2 separate regions of the Mus musculus genome follow, and region 1 is linked to region 2. Evidence: chromatin loops called from intact Hi-C (ENCODE). Cell type or tissue: heart. All regions are shown on one strand. Links, peaks and the distances in the headings refer to the core of each region. The heading gives the core; the rest is flanking DNA.

The links. Peaks named below come from ENCODE experiments on the same cell type or tissue, not always from the same donor. Only the 100,000 strongest peaks of a DNase experiment are listed, where the experiment ranks them.
Region 1: it touches region 2 in a loop (1.9-fold over the local background); 1 of 42 quality-filtered maps calls a loop at or near these places.

The regions. Positions count from the first base shown.
Region 1 is chr4:133,351,579-133,355,969 of GRCm38, forward strand. It overlaps a transcript of Wdtc1 not described here. Among named protein-coding and RNA genes, the nearest start is that of Wdtc1, 14 kb to the left of the region's middle. In heart, for the core only: no CTCF peak of the experiment used is centred there; a DNase peak (open chromatin) is centred at 1,943.
Region 2 is chr4:133,511,555-133,515,945 of GRCm38, forward strand. It overlaps Gm42323 (predicted gene, 42323), which reads right to left. Exons shown (of 3, transcript NM_001378703.1): 3 at 1,320-2,498. The coding sequence ends at 2,370. Among named protein-coding and RNA genes, the nearest start is that of Kdf1, 5.2 kb to the right of the region's middle. In heart, for the core only: a CTCF peak has its summit at 1,668 (motif pointing left); a DNase peak (open chromatin) is centred at 1,647.

The sequences.
Region 1 (4,391 bases), core at 109-4,108, 160 kb before region 2:
GTCTAGGGGCTAGAAAGATTGCTCAGTGGTTAAGAGCAGTGGCTGCTCTTCCAGAGAGCCAGGGTTTGAGTCTCAGCACTCACATGGTAGCTGAAAAACCTCCAGTTTCAGGACATCCAATGCCCACTTCTGGTCTCCACTGTTACCAGGCACACAGTGGTACAAAGATACATTCATGTAAAAATTCTCACACACATAAAATAAAATTTAGCCGGGCAGTGGTGGCACACGCCTTTAATCCCAGCACTTGGGAGGCAGAGGCAGGCGGATTTCTGAGTTAGAGGCCAGCCTGGTCTACAAAGTGAGTTCCAGGACAGCCAGGGATACACAGAGAAACCCTGTCTCGAAAAATCAAAAAAAAAAAAAAAAAGGAATTAACAAGCTAGGAGTGATGGCAGAGGCAGGTGTAACCTGTGTTTAAGCCAGCCAGGGCTACGTAGTGAGACACAATCTCAAACAAAACAGGCCAGATGTGGCAGTGCAAGCTTTTAATCCCAGCAGAACCAGTAGTATCTCCCTGAGTTCCAGGCTAACCAAAACTACACAGAGACAAACCTGTCTCAAAACAACAACAACAACAACAACAACAATATCCAAGAGCAAGAGATGGTAGATGGTGAGTCTAAAGCCCCCCAAATAGGAATCTATATGTAGATACCAGTAATTCCAGGATTTGGGGAAGGGTCAGGAAGAAGTGAAGATGTGCAGGACTCATGACACAGGGTCTGAAACCAACAGCCAGCCAGCCAGCTAGGCATGCATGACGGTGCTTACCTGTCACCCTAGTACTCCAGAGGCAGGCAGGGTGGTCCCTGTGAGTTCAAGGCCAGCCTGGTCTACAGAGTGAGTGCCAGGATAACCATGGTCACAAAGAGACACCCTGCCTCGAACGACCAAAACAAAACCAACCTCAAATGAATGAATAAAACAAGAATATTAACACAGAGATGCTGTGGGGACAGAACAAAGCTATACCTACAGGGTCCGGCGCCAAGCGTTGTTTAGTAACATGAGCCATTTGCTTTTCCACGAAGGGATAAAAGATATGGACACAGAAAACTGCTTCTAGTGAGCGATGAGGAGATCTAATCAATCTGATCATTGAACTCCGCTACTACTATTACTAGAAATTACACACCAACACCTCTCTTCTCATATCTCCTATCTCAAACCCCGCTCCATTCCCGCCACCCCTCGGGCTTCTGACCTGGACATATTTGTGACTCCGTGACGGTCCCGTGGAAGACAACTTGGCAATTCTCTTGATGGCACGAAAGCTTGCCTGCTTCTTGAAGACCCCTCTTCCTCTTCTGTTCCAGAATCTCCTTTCCCCGCCAATAGGTTGGCTTCTTCTCACTGGGGTGGGAGGGGCTAGAGACCACGGGTGAGCAAGGCTTTGCAAGGTTTTACAAAAGGCTCCGCCCAACTACTCCCAGCCTAGGAATCTCCCGCCAGTCTCCTTTAGTGGGTGTGGCTACTAAGAGCTTCTAAAGAAGGCTGAAACAGGCTGAGGAAGAGATTGGGGAGGTGGGCCACGAGGCGAACCTCTCTTGTCTTGTTTAGTTTGGTGGGGTTTTTTGTTTAGTTCTAGAGTTTGATTTGTGTGTGTGTGTGTGTGTGTGTGTGTGTGTGTGTGTGTGTGTGTGTGTGTGTGTGTGTGTGTGTTTTGAGATAGGCTACACTTATGTAGCCCAGATTGGCCTCAACTCACTGTGTAGCCCAGGCTGGCCTCGAACTTGCGTTGATTCTTCCAGCTTCAGCCTGCTGATTGCTGGGATCATGAGTCAGGCATGCACCACCACGCTGGTTTGATTTGCCTTTTCGAGACAGAGTCTCGGTATAGGTCTCCAGCTTCCCATGCAGCCCAGGCTAACTTCTAATCCCAGATCCTGCCCAAGGCCTCTGGAATACAAAGATTTACTGGGGAATTTGACCGCGCCCTACTGGGTGCTTGTGACGCAATTTATGTCAGCTGAAAGGGCTGGGTGGGGGAGGAGCAAGCTGGAGACATCGGGAAGTTACGACTGTGTGACTGGCTGAGTCACTGAGTAATCTGTCCACACCCTTGCTACATAGACTTCTGTGGCTTCCCTCATGTTAAAGTCCGGAGACCCAACCTTCAGTTTGAGTTAGGCAGGTACTTGCTCTAGACCCCCTTACATCTACCCGTACAATCTCACTGAAGTAATTACATAAAAATTATGCAGCCAGAACTGGGGTACCTCTCAGGTGGAGAGGTAGCTCTTGGCAAAATGAATTAATTGCTCCCTTGCTGGAAACCATGGTTTCAAGTCTCAGAACAACCACGATGACACACACACACACACCATTAAAATGAAGTCTAAGAAACGTGGGGAAATGCGAACTAGCCGGCAGATTTCCCAAGCAGGCTACTTTCAACCCGAATGATAGGTTTCCATTGCCTTTAATCTTATAGGTCTGTTACTTTCCCACTCTCCCTTCGCAGCGAGTAATTTTGAAGTGTTTGAATGACCAATCCCAGTCAATCCCAGCAATATTGGCATCTGCTGGTCCAAGCAATCCTCTTGCCTCTGCCTCCCTGGGAGAATGGCAGGAAGTACTCTCCTCCTCACATCTTATTAGGGGCACTAGTTGCTCACCGCTCTCGTAGGCGATGTTTAACCTTGATCACGTGGTGATATTTGCCAGGGCTCTGGGCACTATCCTGGTTACTCTAGCCACACGTGCTCCCTTTGTCTCTCCCTCTGGCTCCCTCTCATCCGTTGTCCTTTTTGGGTTTTTTTTTGTTGTTGTTGTTGTTTGGTTGGTTTGTTTTGTTTTTCGAGACAAGGTTTCTCTGTGTATCCTTGGCTATCCTGGAACTTACTTTGTAGACCAGGCTGGCCCCCAGCTCAGAAATCCTCCTGCCTCTGCCTCTGCCTCCCAAGTGCTGGGATTAAAGGTGTTTGCCACCACCGCCTGGCCCGTTGTCCTTTTTGGTAGCACATCTTTGTTGTTGTTGTTGTTGTTGTTGTTGTTGTTTTGGTTGATTGGTGGTAGTTGTTGTTGGTTTTGGTTTGGTGGTAGTGATCCTCCTCCTCCTCCTCCTCCTCTTCCTCCTCCTCCTCCTTTTTCTTTTGGTCCGGTTTGGTTTTGTTTTTCAGAGTCTATGTTCCACAAGCTGGACTCCACCTCTCTAGGTAGCAGGGAGGACCTTGAACTCCTGTTCTTCTTGCCTCTACCTCCCCATTGCTGGATCCACAGCCCAGGTCTTTGCCCCTGAGCCTGGCAGCTCCATACCATGTTCTTCTAATTCTCAAACTCCACCCTGCCCCTAGAGTTAGAAAATGGCAGCCCGGGGCTGACAAGATGGTTCAGTGGTTAAGAGCACCGCCTGCTCTTCCGAAGGTCCCGAGTTCAAATCCCAGCAAACCACATGGTGGCTCACAACCATCTGTAACGAAATCTGATGCCCTCTTCTGTAGTATCTGAGGATAGCTACAGTGTACTTACATATAACAAATAAATAAATCTTAAAAAAAAAAAAAAGAAAAAGAAAAAAGAAAATGGCTGCCCTTAAGTTCTGCTTCCTGGAAGGAATATAAACATTTAATTTTTCCCCTTTATTTAGTTATTCAAATTATTGATATCAGTGTAAACTCATGCATAGGTATTCTACAGTTTAGATTACAGCCCATACTCTCATTGATTCCATAGTTCAAATTGTTCCAGCTTTCTTTTTTTGTTGTTGTTTTGTTTTTGTTTTTGTTTGTTTTTTGAAACAGGATTTCTCTCTGTAGCCCTGGCTGTCCTGGAACTCACTCTGTAGACCAGGCTGGCCTTGAACTCAGAAATCCACCTGCCTCTGCCTCCCAAGTGCTGGGATTAAAGGCCTGCATCACCACGCCTGGCTTTGTTCCAGCTTTTTAAAGGGATTTTTAGGGTTATTTTTGTTCTGGTTTTTGTTGTTGATTTGGGTTTGGGTGGGGTATTTTGGGGGTTGTTGCTTGTTTTACTTTTTAATTAGGCATCCTTTCACTTCTTAAGCTCCTCCTTGCTCTCATGCACTATAGGATACTCTGGGTTTCTCTCTCATTTTTCCTTGCTCAAGTATAAGAATCAGTCATTTCTCCAAAAATTCCTGGTTCCTGTTATTAGAGAGGAATCGTATTTAGAAGCCACCTTCTGAGTGCTGGCTCATTGCTGGTTGCCACTGGGGAATATTCTTGTATTTTTATTTTTAGCTGTATTTTTTATTTTCATTATTTCAAAAAGTGTTTTGTTGAGACCCATCTCACTGTGTAACCAAGGCTGACCTTGCTCTCCTGATCCCTGTGCCTCAGCCTCCTGGCTGACCTCTGGGGTTACAGGCGTGTGCCACCTCACCCAGCTTTAGACCTGTATTTTTAAATTGTGTAATGTATCATATA
Region 2 (4,391 bases), core at 153-4,152:
GGCTCCGTGGTTGAGGGGAGGTAGTGCCCTTGCAGAGAACTAGAGCTCAGTTCCCAGCACCTATGCTGGTTAGCGACTCAAAACCAGCGGTAAGTCAGGTTCTAGTGTATGCAGTGCTCTCTTCTAGACTCCACAGACACCTGCATTCACACATGCACACGCACACACACACACACAATTTAATTAAAAAAAAATCTCTAAAGCCCGGCGTGGTGGCGCATACCTTTGATCCCAGCACTCGGGAGACAGAGGCAGGCAGATTTCTGAGTTTGAGGCCAGCCTGGTCTACAAAGTGAGTTCCAGGACAGCCAGGGCTACACAGAGAAACCCTGTCTCAAAAACAACAACAACAACAAAAAATCTTTAAAAATGTTTTTTATTTTTTAGATTTTATTTAGGTGTTTGGTGTTTTGCTTACATACATGTACATCTGTGTACAGATGCCCAACAGAGGCCAGAAGAAGGCTTTGGAGTTACAGTTGTGAACAGTCATGTGGGCCCTGGGAATTAAACATGGGTCCTCTGAAACAGCAGCCAGTGCCCGTAACTACTAAACCATCTCTGCAGCCCTTAAAACTATTTATTTAGTTTTATGTGTATGCATGTTTTGCCCACACGTATGTATGTATTTGTTCCACATGTATGCATTGTGCCTGTGAAGGTTAAAATAAGGTACCAAGTTCCCTGGAATTGGAGTTATGAATATTTGTAAGCTGCCATGTGGGGTGCTGAGAACTGAACCCCAATCCTCTGCAAGAGCAACCAGTGCTCTGAACCACAGAATCATCGCTCCAGTCCCAACATTTAAAAAAAGTATATATAAAATAAAATACAACTCATGGAATGTTTATTTCTAGAATTTATTTTGGTTTTGTTTGTTTTGACTGTGTGTGTGTGTGTGTTTTATTTTCTGGGACACTTCTCATTATTTAACCCTGCCTGATCGGGAATGATGAAGACCAGACTGGGCTCAACCTGGCAGCAATCTGCCTGCTTCTGCCTCTTGGATGGATATTCTGGGATTCAAGTGTAAGGCACTACACTGGTCTTTGTTTCTGAAATGTCTCTGTAATGCCATAGTTGGCCACCGGTAACTGAAACTGTAGAAAATGAAGCCGTGGGGGTTGGTGAGATGGCTCAGTGGGTAAGAGCACCCGACTGCTCTTCCAAAGGTCAGGAGTTCAAATTCCAGCAACCACATGGTGGCTCACAACCATCCAATCACGAGATCTGACTCCCTCTTCTGGAGTGTCTGAAGACAGCTACAGTGTACTTACATATAATAAATAAATAAATAAATCTTTAAAAAAAAGAAATTAATTAAAAAAAAAGAAAGAAAATGAAGCCGTGATCAGGGAAAGGCTCCTGTGCCGCCACCCACTACTTTACAGATATTTCAGAGGCACGGAAAGGTTCTGTGGCCTAACCAAATTCACAAACCCAGTAAGTAATAGAGTTGTGCACAGTCCAAAGCCTCTGGCTTCCGAGTTCATCCTGTAAAAAAAAAAGTGCTATCTTAGCCGAAGCTGAGCCCCTCTTCTATGAAAAGTACATTAGTTCAAAGTCTATATTCACACAGCGTGTGGATTGGTGCGCACCCAGAATGCCAACTCAGAGTCCGTGAGCCAACTCTGGGCATTTCCACTGTTGTGTGCTGCCCCCTAGTGCTCCTATGGGAGAATACACCAAGGCAGGCAGCCCTCAAGCGAAGGATGCAGTGAGGCTAACAGAACCTGATTATGGCGCCCATCTACAGTCCCCTGAGCCCCAAAGTGGCTGTGTGTCAGTTTCAAAACAGCCATCCGTGTGTACAGTTGTAATGTGTGTGACTGCTTCACGACCCTGAAACCCAACAGGTCCAACCTAAGTTAATTTAACATCGTTACACCCCCAAGCTCTCTGTCCATCCAGTTGCAGGCGTCAAAGATCTAGATGATCTTTGATACACCTCTCTTCTTGCAGAAGACCACGGACCCAGAAGCCTGAAGTAGAGACCAGAGAAGGTGACTGGAAAAGTATAATCAAACATAGCAGAGCAACAATGGCAAAAACAGAGGACTGATGTCAAAGCTATCGGGCATAAGGTCAAGAGGTACTGCTTACAAAGCCAGGGCCAGGCTGTGACACGGGACAGGAGTGACCCGGTGGGTAGAGGGTGTCCCCAGCATGCTCTGGGCTTGGAGAAAGAAGAAAAGCCATTTCAGTGCTGGAGTGTAGAACGCTTACCTACCATGTGCAAGGCCCCGAGTTTTAGCGCTAATACCAGAAGAAGAAAAAAAAAAGCTTTTAACTAAAACAGAAAAATGTTTTCTGTTAGGGATGTAGCTCGATTGGTAGAGTGCTCACCGGCATGCATGAAGTCCTAGTTTCTATCCCAGCACAGGATAAATCAGGCAGGTCTTGGGGCTGGAGGGGAGGGAGGGGAACCAGGGGTTCAATGTCATCTTCAGGCAATTAGAGAGTTTGAGGCCAGCCTGGGTTATATAAGATTCTGTCTCCTAAACAAACAAACAAACAAACAAACAAACAAACAAACAAACAAACAAACTTGTAAAAACCACTCAAGGAGAAGGGGTGTTAACCTGGATCCTTCACCCCAGAAACCTGTTCCCCTCTCTGTCTTCTTGGACTCTAGGCCAGTGAGCTACTCTGTTGTGCTTTCAGAATGCCATCTTTTGTTTTGTTTGCTTTAACGAGAAGTGAAAATTGAGCATATTCTTGGCTGGGCATTGTGGGGTGGGGTGCACACCTTTAATCACAGCACTCGGGACTGGTCTACAGAGCAAGTTTCAGGACAGACAGAGCTACACAGAGAAACCTTGTCTCAAAAAACAAAACAAGGACTGAGATGGCTCAGAGGGTAAGAGCACTGAATGTTCTTCTGAAGGTCCTGAGTTCAAATCCCAGCAACCACATGGTGGCTCACAACCATCTGTAATGGGATCTGATGCCCTCTTCTGGTGCATCTGAAGTCAGCTACAGTGTACTTATGCATAAATAAATCTTTAAAAAACAAAAAAAAACAAAAATTGTACTTATTATTTTATTTTTGTTTGTTTATTCTCATTTTTTTATGTTTTTTGGCACAGGGTCCCATTGCATAGCTCAGGCTGGATTCAAACTCACCATGGAGCTAGAGATTCAAGTCTGCCCTCAGACTTGAAATCCCTGTCCCCAGCTTTCTGCATACCCGGCTTTTAAGTTATTTTGTCGTGTGTGTGTGTGTGTGTGTGTGTGTGTGTGTGTGTGGTGTGCATGTGTGTATGTGTGCGTGTTTGTGTGTGTAGTGTGGTGTGCATGTGTGTGTGTAGTGTGGTGTACATGTGTGTGTGTGGTGTGCATGTGTGTATGTGTGTGTGTTTGTGTGTGTAGTGTGGTGTGCATGTGTGTGTGTGTGTGTGTGTGTGTGTAGCGTGCTGGAGTGTAGAACTATATCACCTAGGAAACAGGCCTGTGTGCACACAGAGGCCAGAAGAGGAGATTTGAACTAAAGCACTCAGGCTTGTGCAACAAGTGCTGTCACCCTGATCCATCACCCTGGCCCCTTAAAACACTTTGAAGTATCACTTTAACTGCAATAACTCCATTTATAGTACTATACAACCTCTTTTCAAAAATGTTTTCATCACTCCAACAAGAACTGTGTACCTAGGAAGCCATGGCTATCCATGATCTCCAGTCTAGCACTGAGTCCACTCTTTTTGCCTCTGTGAATTTAACTAGTCTTAATATGTTACATACTCATTTTATTTTAGGCAGTACTGGGGATTGAAGTTAGGGCCTGATGCACCAAGGACAGACACTCTACCACTAAGCTATATACACAGACAGTAATATTTCCTATTTGTGAAAACATGCAGTCTTTTTCCTTTCTTATATGCCTTATTTCACTTAACATACATGTCTGCAAGGTTCGTCTATGGTGTGACATGGTGTAAAACAAAAAATGTCTTCCTTTTTATGGCTAAACAATATTTATATATATATATTGCTTACCCAGTCATCTCTCATTGAACTCTTGGGTTGTCTGGTAATGGTGAAAAATGTCACAATGAACAATGAACACTTGTGATAGTTAATCTCAATTGTCAGTTCGATAAGATCTAGAATCGCCTAGGAGACTGTGAGAGACCAGCTAGAGGTCAGGTTAACTGACATGGGAAGACCTGTCGTCCACCAAGGGCGACCCCATTCCCTGGCTGGGACCCTGACCGTGCATTCATTGCTCTCTGCTTCTGGTGGCTATGATGTGACCACCTGTCTCAGGCTGCTTCCATAGCTTCACTATGATGGGCCAAACCCTGGAACTTTAAGCCAAAATAAACCCTTTCTCTCACAAGTTGCTTTTCTCAGTCCCCTGCTTTGTGTTGTTTAAATCACAACAACAGGAA